Regions from separate parts of the Homo sapiens genome. Here region 2 is linked to region 1. The links are chromatin loops, found by intact Hi-C in ENCODE. Cell type or tissue: mesothelial cell of epicardium. All regions are shown on one strand. Links, peaks and the distances in the headings refer to the core of each region. The heading gives the core; the rest is flanking DNA. Region 1 has its middle 90 kb from the start of TRI-TAT2-1. Region 2 has its middle 29 kb from the start of TRI-TAT2-1.

Region 1 (8,330 bases), core at 159-8,158:
GGGGTCTCTGGCTGGGGAAGACGCTGAGATGTTATTCCCTTTCCAGCCTCCTTTGCCCTTGGCCTTCTTCTCACCTACCATCAGACAGAGGCCTCCCTCACGCTGCACAGCCTCCTCCTGGGTGATTGTGAGGGCTCCGTGGCCACAGAGATGAAAGAACATTTCTTGTGCACCTACTCAAGGCAATTATCAGAAACTGGAATTATTATACCCCCTGCCCAACCAGCTTATAGTTGAAGGAAATGCGGTTCAGGCACAGAAGGTGACTCACCTGGAGTCACATGGTTTCTAAGCCCTTGCTTGGGTTTGGAATCCTAGGCCTGACTGACTCCAAGGCCCATGTTCCTGCCCCTGCCCCACTCCAAGCCCCCAGTTCACCAGCAGCATAATAGCCCGGGGAACCTGAGACCTGAACTGCCCAAATGCTGGGACTATCCTGGGGTGGCCTCCCCTCCTGTGGGTGCTGAGACAGTGGTCACCACTCCACCATCGGGAGAGACGGACACTCCAAACTACCACCAACTCCCTCGCTGGCCAAGGACCACCAGGAATGAGTGGATGGGATGGGAAACAGGCAGGAAGAGGTGATGCTCAGGCCTAAGTGTGAGTCTGGGCTCAGCCGTGTTGACTTGCCCAAGTTTCCTCACCCCCCTGGCTCTCCGTGACCTCATCTGTAGATCCTGGACAGGAAGAACACTGTCCTATCTCGCAGGCTGTCGGGAGATTTAAATGAGATGACTGATGGGTGTTGAAATGATCAAGGCTTGTTGTCACTGGTAATTAGCACACTCGTTATTTGTTTGTGTTTCTAAGCAGCAGATTCGCTAAGTGGGTTAAACCGCTTCTCAGTCCCAGCTGCTCAAGTGTCCTGTTGACACTGGTCCTGCTTTGTTCACAGACAGCAAAGGTGAATCCATGCCCTGCACAGTTGGAACAGCCCATACCCCAGGGGAGCCCCCATGGGGCGCAGACTGTTCAGCTTTTGTGCTGGTTTTCTTGGCCCTCAGGCCAACCAAGCGACGGGAGGCAAGCGTAGCAGGCATTCTTCCTCCCCTGGGTTCTCAGAAATGGATAAACCAACACATGAGACCCACAGCCACCCTGGCGTATTTGCAGGGAGTGCTTACTATGTGCCAGACAGTTTGCTCCTCTACAGATAAAACCCTGGGAGCTTCTCCCTGCAGCCCTGCGACAGGGGTGGCTTTCTAACTCCCACCCCTCCACTCCCTTCCTTCCTTCCCTTTCTGCTTCCTTCCTTCCTTCTCCCAGCTTTCCACCTTTGATTCCAAAAGTCAGTCCCAGGGCAGTGGCAGGGGGCAGCAGGATTGCTGGCCCTCAGGGTACCTGTCTAGGGCAGGAGGGAAGGGCCCTGGGAAGTTAGGATCATGGCCCGGCTGTCTAGGAGGACCCAGGGGACCTGACTCAGGCAGAGCAGCAAAGGGAACAAGGCAAGTGCAGAGATACTGGACCCAGGGAAGGGCATTGACTCATGTGGGGCACTGGCCTGAGCAGGGAAGCCCTTCTGGCTGGGATTCCAAGAAGGAATATTTCTCAGCCAGTCCCCAGTTTGACACCTCCAAAAATTAATGCCAGAGGCCCCCTCAGCAAAGCCTGGGGCACGATAGGCGCACCATCAAGGAGCATCAAATCAAACTGACCAGGAACTCGAGGAACGTCGCTTCCTCCAACACCTGAGAAAACAGGAGGCAAAGCCGGGCCAGGTCTTATGGAAAGACTGGGAGAACCAGGGAGCCCAGAACATCTGAAAGAAGGACTTCAGGACCTAGCCCTGAAGGAGCTAGGTTCAGGTGCTGAAAAGAAGCCGCCAGTGCTGGGAGGTGGGGCTCTACTGGAGTAATATCTCCTGAGCTGCAAGTAGCTGCACTCCCATGTTCCTGTGTGTCCACAGAGCCACTAGGCTCAGGCGGATACTCTGCTTCTCACAGGTCAGCCATTCAACCCTCCTGGCCACCATGAGGCAGGAATCAGCACCCCCAGGTAAATCTAAAGAACCTTAAGGGTTTGTTGTTGTTGTTGTTGTTGTTTTTAATAGAGACAGGGTCTCCCTCTGTCACCCAGGCTGGAGTGCAGTGATACAATCAGAGCTTATTGCAGCCTCAAACTCCTGGACTCAAGTGATCCTCCTGCCTCAGCCTCCTGAGTAGCTGGGACTACAGGCAGTTCCCATCACACCCAGCTAATTCTTTTTTTTTTTTTTTTCCTTAGTATTTATTTATTTTTGAGATGGAGTTTTGGGCCAGGCTGGAGTGCAGTGGCACGATCTCGGCTCACCGCAAACTCCGCCTCCCACGTTCAAGCATTTCTCCTGCTTCAGTGTCCCAAGTAGCAGGGATTACAGGCATGAGCCACCACACCCAGCTAATTTTGTATTTTTAGTAGAGACAGGGTTTCTCCATGTTGGTCAGGCTGGTCTCAAACTCCCGACTGCAGGTGATCCACCTGCCTCAGCTTCCCAAAGTGCTGGGATTACAGGCGTGAGCCAACGCGCCCAGCCCACACCCAGCTGATGTTGTTGTTGTTGTTGTTGTTGTTGTTGTTGTTTTTGAGATGGAATCTCGCACTTTCACCCAGGCTGGAGTGCAGTGGCGTGATCTCGGCTCACTGCAAGCTCCGCCTCCCAGGTTCACGCCATTCTCCTGCCTCAGCCTCCCAAGTAGCTGAGGCTACAGGCGCCCGCCACCACACCTGGCTAATTTTTTGTATTTTTAGTAGAGACGGGGTTTCACCGTGTTAACCAGGATGGTCTTGCTCTCCTGACCTCGTGATCTGTCCACCTCGGCCTCCCAAAGTGCTGGGATTACAGGCATGAGCCACCGTGCCCAGCCCGCACCCAGCTGATTTTTTTAAACAATTTTGGTAGAGATGGGTTCTCACTATGTTGTCCAGGCTTAGGAACCTGAAGTTTAGAGATGAGTACCAAACCCATCTCATGGTACTCAACTCCAGACTTGCTCAAAAATACTTGAGGAATAACCAGCTCTGGGTCACATAGTGTCCTTGACAGGGCCATAAGGCTACAAAGAACTTAAGTGCTTATTGTTTAACAGGACAAAAATTGTTAACCAGAGATTGCCCCAAGCCTTTCTCTCCTTTCCTGCTAAGGGAGCTCTGACTGGCCCACATCTTCCCTTCACTCCTCACCCTTGAAGAGGGCCTGTCTTGCAAAGTGGTTCTTTGGAACAGAAACACAAACTTGGAAGCAAAAGGGAAAGGGGAGGAAGATCAGAGAGGTGCTGGGCTAGTGCTGGGGGTAGCTCTGAGGTTGGAGGAGAAAGAATTGTGCCCAGGGAGGCACAGAGGCTGATAGAGAAATGGGGGGTGGGCTAAGAGGTCTCCATGTGGTCCGCTATCCCCCTTTGGGACTGCAAAATACAAGGAAAGAACTGAAGTTATAATGACCTAAGATTTGGTTTCTCAGCTCTGTTCTTTTGAAGCAACACCACTGAGAGAAGGGACCCTGTGAGTCACAGCTTTCTAGGCATTCCGTTTGTAAGGATGTGTGTGGCGAGGAATGGAAACTGGAACTGAGGCAAAGCAGAGACCAGCCTCTTCCTCACAGCATCTTTGCCTTGCTTTGTGTGCTTGATCTTGGATTTCCAGCCTCCAGAACTGTGAGAAGTACATGTCTGTTGTTTCTAAGCCACTGCGTCTATGGTATTCTGTTCCAGCAGTCCAAACTAAGACAGGAGCCCCAGTCTTGCCCAGAGTGAGAGAGGTACTCTCCCCTTCCTTCTGCCAACTCTCAGATCACACAGGGGTGAACTGAAATTCCTGCTCAGGTCATGCAAGGGTGGACTGGAAATTCCATCCTCCTATTTTGTAAGTACCTTCAAACTATAAAAAGCATTTTGCAAGCACCTTCAAAAGGTTTTTAAAACTTTCCAAAAAGAAATGTAAATGTGGGCGAATGTTTTTTTGATCCAGGAAACATGCATAATGGGACTTTTAAGAAAGGGTCACTTGGTGTCCCCTCCTTTGATTTTAAGGAAGAGAAAGGGCTCTTTCCCCCCTGCCCATTGGATGGGAAGACAAGGCTTTCCTCTGTATGAGAGCTGCACACTCCCCCAAACACCACCAACTCTTAGCTCTCTCCAGTCTTCTTATATTGACCAGGAAGGTGGGACTTCCATCCACAGGCCCCAGCAACAGTGAGCAGTGCCACGTGTACCCAAGGTGAACATGTTGCATGCAGGGGATGGTGCCTGAGTCAGGGCTGCCAACTGAGTGTGCAGGGCAGATGTATCTGTCCAAGGAGGTATGCACTGAACTCTGCTGTCATTTTAAGCTGGTAGGCCAATGGTTTCTTCCCGTCTGGACAGAATGTGCCTTCATGAGGGGCTGTGGATAACTGTGATCACATGAAACTGTTGGACGAGCTGATCTGGACAACCTAGGGGCAGATGAGAGTGAATTATTGTGCTTTACAGTACTTTTGAAGAAAGGCAGTTTTACGACTTTCAAATAGATATGGTAAATGGGAACCATGTGTGACCAGCAGAGGCCCTTGGGGAACTGCTTCAAGGACCAGCTAAGAATCAGCTATAACCAGCAAAGCACTTGTTTATATGTGAATGAGCGAGCTTCACATGTGTTTTAAAATGTCTTGTTTGAATGTCTCTCCTGACACCATTTTCTTACTACCTTTTTTGTACTTCCACGAAGAAAGGGTTGGTTCAACAAAGGCTAACATCCCCCCAGCCATATCCAAATTATTACAAACCTCAAATGCCCACTTCCCCACAATCAAAGATGTTTGCCTGAGTTGGCAGCTCATGAGGAAGCTTGCATTTCACAGCAGGAAGAAGGGTTTAGCCAAAATTTCCACATGGAGACAACCTTGATCCCAACCCAAACCCATCTCATGATACTCATCTCCAGACTTGCTCAAAAATATTTGAGGAACTTAGCTGAGTTTAAATACTCAAGGGAGAAAGATGGAAAGTTGAAGCCTCCCTGGTGAACTTCGACCTGGTACAGGTTTTTAAACAGTGATACTTATCCAGTGACTACTGTGTATGTGCCCCCATGGGGGATGCTCTAATGAACATGTCCTCCAGGAAAATTGAATCTTGTGGATTTCAGTTGGTGAGAGGGGACATGCATACAAACCATGGCACAAGGCAAAGTGAAGGTAATGCAACGGAATAGAAATAAACAGCACTCCACAGTGGGGCAAGAGAATATTACTTCCAGCCAGAGAACCACAAGAGACTCTATGAGGGAGATCACCTGTGGTTGTAGATGTGCATTCTACCATCCAGCAGTTACACTTCTATATGGTAGAAACTTTTGCAGGTGAACTCAAGGAAATATGCACAAAGACAGTGCAGCTTTCTAGGTAGTGTCAAAAAATTAGAAATAATCCAAATATCCACTAATAGATGAAAGGATGAATAAATTGAGATATTTTCATACAATGAAACATTATACCTAGGTTGAAGTGAACGTACTAGAGCTCGATGTATCTACATGGAAAAACCTAGATAACCATTTTGGTCAACAATTAAAAAAATGCAGAAGAATATTTACAAAGATGGCATTATGTAAATTTTAAACTCATGAATTGACATACTCCTTATGTGGAAAATGCATCCGTACATAGGGGAAAAAGATACCCACTCATTTCAGAATATTGATCACCTTTGGAGACAGAAGGAGGGGTATGAGATAAGGAAGGGGCATAAAGGGGACCTCAGATATACCATTACTTCCTTTCAATTTTTTAAATTAAATGTGATTAAATGTAAACATTCTTAAAGCTAAGAAGTAGGCAGATGGGCTTTTGTTACATGATTCTTTATTTCTCTGTATGTTTGAAATAAATTCATTCATTAAGAAAATGAGGTCTTTCATTCTTCTAGAAATACTGAGTAAAATATTACATCTTTTTAAATGCGAAGCTGAGCTTTCAAGAAAGTAAACAGAATTAATCTGGAGGAAAAAACAAAGAAGTAACTAAAAATCAAAATTTTAACTGTGGTGAGTGATGTTGTAGAGACTGGTGGGGGCAGGGAGTTACTGGCCCTGATAACCAGAGAGCAAATGGCTAAAGTTAAGATATTCACATAAAGGCAGGACTATACTCCAGGTGGACGGCAGAGTCGGGGCCTGGGGGGACCTACCTCTGGTACACGGACAACCTGTAAGCTTACTGGTCTTATAGTCCAGGTACCGAGGAAAAAAATCCTATCCTCAGGGTATTTGTAGAAAACAATAAGCAGCAACTATTTAGCATCACAGATGCCTGAGATAGTGACAACAGATGGGGCAAACAAGAGACTGGTGAAAAACTTATAAGGATGATGGTGCAGGAAGTAAGATATCCCCAGGGAAACCCTTGGCAAAGAGTGGAAGACTTGGCTGGGTGCGGTGGCTCACACCCGTAATCCTAGCACTTTGGGAGGCTGAGGTGGGCAGATCACTTGAGCCCAGAAGCTCGAGACCAGCCAGGGCAACATGGCGAAACCCCATCTCTATGAAAAATAGAAAAACTAGCCAGGCATGGTGACATGCACCTATAGTCCCAGCTACTCAGGAAGCTGAGGTGGGAGGATCACTTAAGCCTGGGAGGTGGATGTTGCAGCGAGCTGATGTTTTGCCATTGCACTACCGTTTGGGCAACAGAATAAGACCCTGTATCAAAGAGAGAGAGAGAGAGGAAGACTTACTGGTTCAAAACATTTAAGAAATGAGAAAATATTTAGAACTGAGCAATAATGAAAATAGCAACATTTCTAAATTTCTTGATGCAGTTCCAGAGATGTTAGAGGGAAAATTGCAGTCTTCATTTATGACACATGTAAGAAAACGAGTAGAGGGTTAAGTGTCCAGCTCAAGAATTTAGGGAGGAGGGAGCAACAAAGCAAACCTAAATAAAGTTGGATAAAAGAAATAATAAAGACAAGGACAGAGATCAATGAAATAGAAAATGGGCTTAGCGAGTACCAACAAAACCAAAACATGGCTCTTGAAAAGACTGATAAAATAGACAAATTGCTGGCAGTGCTGATTGATCTAGAAAGAGTAAAGGTACAAATGAGCATTCTGTGGAGCTGAGTTACTGCACCAGCCCGAATCCTACTACCTCTAGAACTGTCATGTGGGAAAGGAATAGCCTTCTCTCTTGTTTAAGTCACTGTCAAACTTCTTGCAGTCAAACCTAATCCTAACCCACATAGAGGGCTAAGCCAGGCCTGGGCTGGATCCAGGCACCCTAACTAGGCCAAGCAGGATGGAGGAGGGTGTCTGTACCATGGGTGATCAGGCAAAGTGTGGCTTGAGAAGCAGAGGTGACAGATCAGGCCACAATCAGGCTGGCAGAGCAGGCAGTTGTCCACAGACATGCCCTGATCAGCAGCAGCCATCAGGACAAGTGGTGACTGTTGCACCTGCTTTCAACAGTCTCCCGACTTCCCAGGTGAGTGCACTCCAGGGCTACCTCTTGTGGGCCAGACCTACTGGGCAGGTGTGGTTCCTCCAGGACAGGGGCTACAGTCTCTGATTCGTGTGTGGGTCTTTGACTTGCAAGTTTCAAAAGCCCAACTCAACCCAGCTCAAACAATCAAAGCAATGTATTCACTCATCTAGTTTAACTCAGTCCACCTGCCAAAACTATGTTTCCAAAGATTCATGATGTTGGCTTCACGTGGTCCCATGCTACCCCTCCCTGCAACAGCCCAGATGCTTCACCAGTGAAAGAAAAATGGCTTCAGCAGCTCCAAACCTACCATCCTCACATCACACCATCCAGGAAGATGTAGTTCCTTTTCCAACGTCTCCCTTACAGGACTTGTGATTTGTTCTCCCTCACTGGCCAAAATTAGGCCATCTGCCTGTCTCTAAGCCAATCAACATGCTGATTGACTTCAGCCAGTCAGGACCTAGCCCAGAAACTGCTGCTAAATTGAGTGACTCATGAATGACTAAGCTTCACTCTCCTGGTGTATTAGAGCAGGTTTTCATAATACCTAACTGGTAATGTTTTCAGGCAGTATAAATAAAATCAGCACTTAGTCACTTAGCAGAATGCCTGATACACTCTGCATTTGATCAATGGTAACCAGTAATAGCTATTAGCATGAACACTAAAAACTGGGGCCCTGCGCAGGCGTGGTGGCTCACGCCTATAATCCCAGTACTTTGGGAGGCCGAGGTAGGTGGATCACTTGAGGCCAGGAGTTCAAAACCAGCCTGGCCAACATGGTGAAACCCCGTCTCTACTAAAAATAAAAAAATTAGCCAGGCGTGGTGTTGCACGCCTGTAGTCCCAGCTACTCAGGAGGCGGAGGCTGGAGAATCTCTTGAACCCG
Region 2 (8,330 bases), core at 315-8,314, 61 kb after region 1:
TGCCCTGAGGTCTGAGTAATAGAGAAACGGCCACACGTGTTTCATTCTCCCATGCCCTCCTCTATCACAAATGCATAATCCTAAAGGACAAGGTATGACATGGTAGGATTTAAAGCAAATGGCTAACACTCAAGAGTTCTGTGGGATTTTTGAACCAATCTTTTTAGGGAAGAGAGTGTAGAAAGGGGAATGTTCCCTGGCCCCAAGATCCCACTACAATGATTAGCTCCTGAACCAGCTCTGTCCACTTTCAGCTCAGTAACTGTCAGCTGATCCTCCCCTTTCCCCCATGAAAGACCCAAATCCCTAGACTGAATGGCTCTTTCTTTTACCCATTACATTCCCCAGCCCATCCCACCCATCCTCCAGCCTGATTTCCCTCACTGCTCCTCATGTACCTGAGGGTGCAGGAATTCCATGAATTCCATCCTCACCCATGTGTTACAATTTCATGCTTTCCCTTAATCAATCCCTTTTCTGAGAAGGCCTTTTCTTCCTCCAGGTCCAGATCCAAGCCACCCTTCCAAGTTCCATTCAAAAGCCACTTTCTCCAGCAAGACTCATCCTCCCTCTTTTGAACTTGGGGAGAACTTTTCAGTACCTAACTGATGACTTTCCTTCTTGTTCTAAGTTATCTGTATTTATTTGTTTATCTGGCCTATACCCCCCTTGAGATTCTAAACCCTCAGGTCTGTGGTCCTGTGACTCTTTCAGGTTTCCCTTCCTCCCAAACGCTTCTTCACGGCCTGGGCAATGGTAGGTACGTGGAATCAGCAGAGGATGTTGGTGGTGGTGTCTGGATCCATGCCTGTGGTCGTGGTGGGATGTGGCGGTGGGGTTGAACTGCAAGAAGGAAGATGGTGGTAGTAATGGAAACTGGCCAACAAATCTTCCCCTAGACAATCTCCCCCTGGCTACACTTTGCAGTTGAACAACTCTGCTTTGGAAAAGACATTAAGATGCCAGGCATGGACAGCCAGCCAAGCACCACAGCTCTACTGGATCAACCTCAGCCGTCTAGGCCCTTTCTTCCCATCCACAAATGGAATGCTTTCTGAGGAAACACACAACACAGTGCTAGATAGAAATATTGAAGGCTTGGGTGGGGGGAGCGGGGAGGGATAGCATTAGGAGATATACCTAATGTAAACGATGAGTTAATGGGTGCAGCACACCAACATGGCACATGTATACATATGTAACAAACCTACACGTTGTACACATGTACCCTAAAACTTAAAGTATAATTTAAAAAAAAAAGAGGAAAAAAAAAGAAAAAAGAAATATTGAAGGCTCTTTTGCCAGGGCGTCCCTCCGGAGAGAACACAGTGTAGCCATAATTTATTGCGTTCACTATGTTCACTTCCAATCTTACTTTTATGGACATTATTTCATGGGCTGCAGCTTAAACACAGATGGAAAAGATTCTGGCTTTGTAACAAGAGATGGTTTCTGGTGGGCCAGCCCACGGCTGTTTGTGTGAGCAAACACACATGATCATGTCCTTAGGTGGGGCTGGGAGATGCCTTTATTATGTGCTGGGACTTTGATCCAACAATTCTGGCTTCATCTTTTCCCAAGGCTGGGGCCCCAGATACTCCCAGGGGAGGAAGTGACAAACGCCATAGTGGGCGAGGAGGAGGAACAGGCCAGCCTTTGAAATGTATTTCTGCTTTGGGCTGGATCTGCCATCCTTGAGTCTTCAGAGGGCTTTGACCCAGGGACTTGGGCCTAGACCCCAAAGGGCAAAATTGAAAGGAAGAGGACACTATTATACATGTGAGATATATATATATATATATATATATATATATATATATTTTATGAATCTGTGTTGTATGATTTACATTGTCTTTTTTTGGGGAGCAGGGGCAAGAGCTAGTTAGAAAACTGAGCTCGCCCTGTCTCTAATGTCTGGTGAGCTGCTCTCCTCTCTCTACAATATATCACGGGTAGTTTCATGTCAACAAACATTCTTAAAAACATGATTGAGGCCAGGTGCGGTGGCTCACATCTATAATCCTAGCACTTTGGGAGGCCGAGGTATGAGGATCACTTGAGGCCAGGAGTTCAAGACCCCCATTGCTACAAAAAAATAAGAAATTAGCCAGGCATGGTGGTGTGTGCCTGTAGTCCCAGCTACTTAGGAGGTCAAGGCTGGAGGATTGCTTGAGCCAGCAAGTTCAAGGCTGCAGTGAGCTATGATCACACCACTGCACTCCAGCCTGGGTGACAGAGCAAGAACCTATCTTGAAAAAAAAAAAAAAAGGGAACATGATCAGACTTATGGTGTTCAGAGTCTGGTGTGTCAAGGTTTGTCTAACGGACCTCATTTAGGCTGGGGAGAAAGAGAGCACAGGAGGGAGAGAAGGGGAAAGACACATGGAGGGAAAGGGAGAGAGGGAGAGACAGAGGAGGTTGAGCCTCATAGGAAAGGCCCCAGCCCACCAGGTATATCATGGCCCCAGGTGTGACCCATACACATCTCTAGGCTCCAAGGACACTGGGTCAAGGCCAGCCTCATGCTGACAGACAGCAAGGCCTCCAGGACCTGCAGCCAGCAGCCTTCCCAGCCCCTCCTCTCTTTTCTCCCAGGGTTGGTTTCCAGCTGACTCTAAGAAGCCTTGGGAGGGTAGATTGGGAAACACGGGAGGACTCTGGGCTGCAAGGGGCAGCGGCCATCTTCAGCTAGGAGGGTCCGTGGAAAGTGAGTGGGGGGAGGGGAGCACCCAGGAGGGGACTCTGGGGGGCCTTGCGGAGGGTAATCTGTCCTGCATGCCCAGCTTCCAGGGATTCCACATGGAGGAGCTGCTGTGTGAAGTGAAATGTCTATGAGAGGCTGGACTCGGGGGTCTCCACCACTGTGAGCCTGGCAGCAGAGCTCCATGGGAGAAAGATGACACTCCCAGTTGCTTGGCAGAGATGGTTTCTTTGGTTTTTATTGTACAGGCATTTTTACTTTGCACTATTGCAGTGGTAATATTCCAGGGGAGCCATCCCTAGGGGGGTCCTTGAGGGTTTAAATAGACCCAAGGAAATGGTCTTCTATGCCCAGAAAGCCTTCTGTCCTCACCAGGCTTTACTGGTGAGATGTCACACTCAACGCTGGGGGCGCAGAGAGGGTTTGAGAGCTTTGAAACATGAGTGGGGGCCGGGGGGAATGGCTCCAGGCTGCAGATGCTTCAGGAAGATCGTGCCCAGCACCTGAGCTGCTTGAGAAATCTGGCACAGGCACCCGGCACAATAGACTCAAGAACTACATTTCAGAAAAGGTGATAACCAGGTCTGGAGGACACATTCTTGTCTGGCTGTCCCCGGTCCATGAGGGAACCACACACATCCCCACTGCCCCCCACTGCAGGAGTCCTGGTGGGGCCATCTGTTAATCCCAGGGCTCCCCAGCTCCCACCCCTGAAAACAAGTTTGAGCCCTGGATCTCCGCCCTAGGACTTCTCAGCAGTGGAAGCCAATATAGTCCTTTCTGCTCAAGCCTGTTTGATTTGGTCTTCTGTCACTTGCAACTGAAAATGTCCCATCTAACATACCAGACTAATAACTAACTATGAAATAGGCTCCAAACCAAAGAACAGAGTCAGAGTGAAAATGTGTTTTCCAAGGGTCAGAATCCCATAGTTCTCTGGAAGAGAAACATAAAAGACCTCTGCCAGATCTGGACAGGCCAGCTAGAAGCAGTACTGCCCTTAGACATAGGCAAGAGAGGCCCCTGCACACACACACACACACACACACACACACATTAAAGAATACATGGATATCTCTGCCCTTGTCCCTCGAGATCCAGCACTCAGCACTAGTACAGTGTGATCTCTAACCCCAAAACATCCACTCTCATGAGCAACACCATTCAGGCCCCAGGGAAACGCCTCACATCCTTTGTGTTATGTCCTTGAATCAAAAAAGACTGTGTCTACATACTGTGAAAATTTCTGGGCTATGCTGCTGTTCACACCAGAGACAGACACTGCCCTGGCTCTGGAGTGTAGCGAGGAGTGGATGGTGTGCACACTAAGGTAAGAGAAAAGGCATTGATCAAATCCTTCCTCTCACATAGCAAGAATGCAAGAGAAGTGGCAGATCCCAGCGGTGGCAAGATGCACTTTCTTGCTTTTCTTTGTGGTTGCAGAGGTACTCACACATTAGCACAATATTTGCTATAGTTGCACATGGCAGCTGAGGAGCATTTTCCAATATGAATAATTCATAATTTGCCTACATTTGCACACATGTAGGTCAAGATATAACATGCATGAAGCATGACACTGATGCTTTACATTGGCAACTAGACAGACATGGAACAATGCTACAATTGTAAATGAGTTTATTTTTGTAAAAATGTTTAGTAAGACTTCATTACATTTTCAAGACTTATATTTAAAATTTAGCTTCACTTAAACATCTTATTTAAATGTTGAATGTATTAGATAAAGTTGATCGGTTATACTATTAGTTATGTTTGCCTTTTAATTTTAATAGATAATTTTGAAGATTTTAAGAAAAAATAATTTTTAAAACTTACAAGAGAAGTAACTTTAAGCTTTGATCTTTTACAATTTACTTTAATTTACATTTTTATTAAAATAGGTGCAATTTTGTGCTGTTTTGGTTATCTCTGCTGCATAACAAACCCCAAAACTTAGTGCTTTAAAATCAATTGGCCAGGCATGGTGGCTCACTCCTATAATCCCAGCACTTTGGGAGGCCGAGGCAGGAGGATCACTTGAGGCCAAGAGTTCAAGACCAGCCTGGGCAACATAGAGAGACCCCCATCTCCACACAAAAGAAGCTTTTAATTAAAAACAATTATTTTTAATAAAAACAAAATATTTTTAGCTCTCAGGGTTACCTGGACTTAGTGGTCGCTTATGGGGACAGGTCTCTCATGTAGTCGCAGTCAAATGGCAGCAGGACCTAGAGCAAGCTTGTCCAACCTGCAGCCTATGGGCTGCATGAGACCCTGGATGGCTTTGAATGCAGGCCAACACAAATTCGTAAACTTTCTTTTTTTTTTTTTTTTTTTTTTTTTTGAGATGGAGCTTCGCTCTTGTTGCCCAGGCTGGAATGCAATGGCGTGATCTCGGCTTGCTGCAACCTCTGCCTCCCAGGTTCAAGTGATTCTCCTGTCTAAGCCTCCCAAGTAGCTGGGATTACAGGCACCCACCACCATGCCCAGCTAATTTTTGTATTTGTAGTAGAGACTGGGTTTCACCATGTTGGCCAGGTTGGTCTTGAACTCCTGACCTCAGGTGATCCACCCGCCTCAGCCTCCCACAGTGCTGGAGTTACAGGCATGAGCCACCATGCCCAGCCCATAAACTTTCTAAAAAATTATGAGTATTTTTTGTGTGCGTGATTTTTGTTTTTAGCTCATCAGCTATTGTTAGTGTATTTTATGTGTGGCCCAAGACAGTCCTTCTTCTTCCAATGTGGCCACAGAAGCCAAAAGATTGGACACCCTTGGTCTAGAGTCAAACGTTGGCTCAACTGGACTGCACATCCAAGATGGCAGCATCTTCTTTCACCTATCTTCTTTCATCCTCAGCTGGGATGGCTGGAACAAGTGGAATCTGGCTGAATCTATTGCTTTCTCCATGTGGCCTTTCCATGTGGCTATCTTGGCTTCCTTATAGTATGATGGCCTCAGAGGAATCAAATTTCTAAGATGATAGCTGACTTACCCCAGAGCAAGCTTTCTAACAGACCCAGCTGAAAGGCAAAAGGCTTCCCATGGCCTATCCTCAGAAGTCATGCAGCCTCACCATCACTGCTTTCTGTTGGTCAAAAGCGAGTCACGGAGACAACCCAGAGTTAAGAGAGGGGAATACACAAGGTTGGGCATACTAGGGGTGTGAACACGGGGGTGCTATCTTGGAAGACTAGCTGCCACAATGTCTGCCCTCTGCCTCCCATGAATCACATACCTCCCACGTGCAAAATACAGTCGCCTTCCAAGACCATTAAGGTATCAGCCATGAAGCCTTTAGGTTCAGGCTCCAAATCCAGGACCTCAACCTCTAACTCAGGTCCAGGTGCAAATAAGGCCCCTCAGGTGTGGTTCTTTAGAGAGGGTTTGTTTTGCCCTGAAGATCTGTGAGCTAAAGAGACAAGTTGTCTTCCCCCATGGCCAACGTACAGCAACAAAGTGGACACAGGATAATGGCAACAGACACTCTCATTCAAAAAGGAGAAGAAACTAGCACAGTGCAATTCCGAAAGCAAGCCAGGCACATGTCACCAGTGTCTTCATTAGACCTGGTCCTGCTCTCAGGGAGGGGCTGTCCCTAGCTGTTGGCTTCACACTCAATTATCCATCCTTCTCCATAAGAAATGACCAGGGCAGCTGGGCACAGTGGCTCACGCCTGTAATCCCAGCACTTTGGGAGGCCGAGGTGGGTGGATCACATGAGGTTGGGAGTTCGAGACCAGCCTGGCCAACATGGTGAAACCCCATCTCTACTAAAAATACAAAAATTAGCCAGGTGTGGTTGCATACATATGTAATCCCAGCTACTCAGGAGGCTGAGGCAAGAGAATCACTTGAATCCGGGGGATGGAGGTTGCAGTGAGCCAAAATTGTGCCACTGCACTCCAGCCTGGGCAACAGAGTGAGACTCCATCTCAAAAAAAAAAAGAAAGAAAGAAACTAATGACCAGGGTCTGCTGCATTTTGAACTGTCTCCGTCCCTTCCCACCCAACTTGATACAATTCTTTCAAAAACTTGTGGGTTTCTTAAATATCAAATGATAATTTACTACTTAAGACAATAGCCATACCCCCATTTCTCCCCTAGTAGGCCTTCTTCTACTTTAAGCCACTTGTGAGGTTGCTGTGGGATTCTTAGAAGTCCTATTGTCTAGCAGAGAGGATCTAAGATGTATACTCTGAAGATTCTTTACTGGGCGTGGCAGTGTGTGCTTGTGGTCCCAGCTGCTCAAGAGGGCTCTTTGTACCTAAGAGTTGGAGGCCAGCCTGGACAACATAGCAAGACCCTGTCTCAAGGGGGAAAAAAATATTCTCGGAAGCCCTTTTGTCTATCCAAAAGGTCTACAAAAATAATGCCCTTAAATTTTTCTGAGGTTTTAATAAAGGGTTTTACAGCCACATTCTTGATTTCACATTTACCCAAGGCCACAATTTACGGGCAGTGCCCTAAATTTTATCTTTGCTCTAAGACCATTTCTTATTTTGAAAGCCTTTTACTGGCTGGAACAACAGTCCTGGGCTCCTTGTATTTCCAAAATTCTGCTCAAAACCTAAATAGTTCCTTCTTTAGTTCATCTCTATCTCTTCCTATTTTATTTATTTTTTATTTATTTTTGAGATGGAGCCTCCTTCTGTCACCCAGGCTGGAGTGCAGTGGTGTGATCTCAGCTCACTGCAACCTCCGCCTCCTGGGTTCATGTGATTTTCCTGCCTCAGCCTCCTGAGTAGCTGGGATTACAGGCGTGTACCACCACACCCAGCTAATTTTTTATATTTTTGCTAGGGACGGGGTTTCACCATGTTGGCCAGGCTGGTCTCCAACTCCTGACCTCGAGTGATCCGCCCACCTCGGCCTCCCAGAGTGCTGGGATTACAGGCGTGAGCCACCACGCCCAGACTCTTCCTGTTTTATCAGAGTCGGGTGGAAGAAGCTAATTATTAAATATCACTTTCAAAAGATCCGCCTTGAAATCGCCCTAGCCAGATCCCCAAGTTCACTGGGTGCCCTTTTCTATGTCCACATCATTGCAGGTGAGGAACTCACTTAACTCTTCTGCCAGTGCCTCTCCCAGGCCTTTTGTTCTCCAGCCTCCAATACGTTTCCTCACTCTGTCTCAAGATTTCAGTACACCACAGGTTTTAGGTTTTTCTTACAACACACCACTTCTAGCACTGTGGTCCCAGCCTTCCAAAGAAAGCCCCAGTGAACAAGACCTCCTGGTATTTATACCTTGTGTGGTCCTCCCACGAAGAATCTGGGCTGGCCTGTGACTCATCTAACAAATACAATGCAGTGGAAGCAGTTGCATAACTTTTGGATGGACCCTTCAGGAGGACTGGCAGCTTCCTCTTCCTCCCTTTTAAATTACTCATTTCTGTGAGTCCTGAGCACCAGCCATGTAAGAAGTCCAGCTACCCCCTTGGAGTGACCAGCAACTCTATTGGAGAGAGAAGGCCAGAGATGACACACAGAGGGAGAAAGGAGCAGATGTCCCTGCCTCCCAGCTGAGCCTCCTAATGATCCCGGCCTCATCCACCACTCAACCACAGCCACATGAGAATTCCCAAGCACCAGCAGCAGCAAAGCTGCTCAGCTAAACCCAGCCAA

Evidence for each region. Hi-C counts contacts between places; a loop is a spot of excess contacts. Peaks named below come from ENCODE experiments on the same cell type or tissue, not always from the same donor. Only the 100,000 strongest peaks of a DNase experiment are listed, where the experiment ranks them.
Region 2: it touches region 1 in a loop (20-fold over the local background); 7 of 110 quality-filtered maps call a loop at or near these places.

Annotation. Positions count from the first base shown.
Region 1 is chr2:42,896,613-42,904,942 of GRCh38, reverse strand. No RefSeq gene overlaps it. Among named protein-coding and RNA genes, the nearest start is that of TRI-TAT2-1, 90 kb to the right of the region's middle. In mesothelial cell of epicardium, for the core only: no CTCF peak of the experiment used is centred there; no DNase peak of the experiment used is centred there.
Region 2 is chr2:42,835,864-42,844,193 of GRCh38, reverse strand. No RefSeq gene overlaps it. Among named protein-coding and RNA genes, the nearest start is that of TRI-TAT2-1, 29 kb to the right of the region's middle. In mesothelial cell of epicardium, for the core only: no CTCF peak of the experiment used is centred there; DNase peaks (open chromatin) are centred at 3,323, 3,847 and 8,059.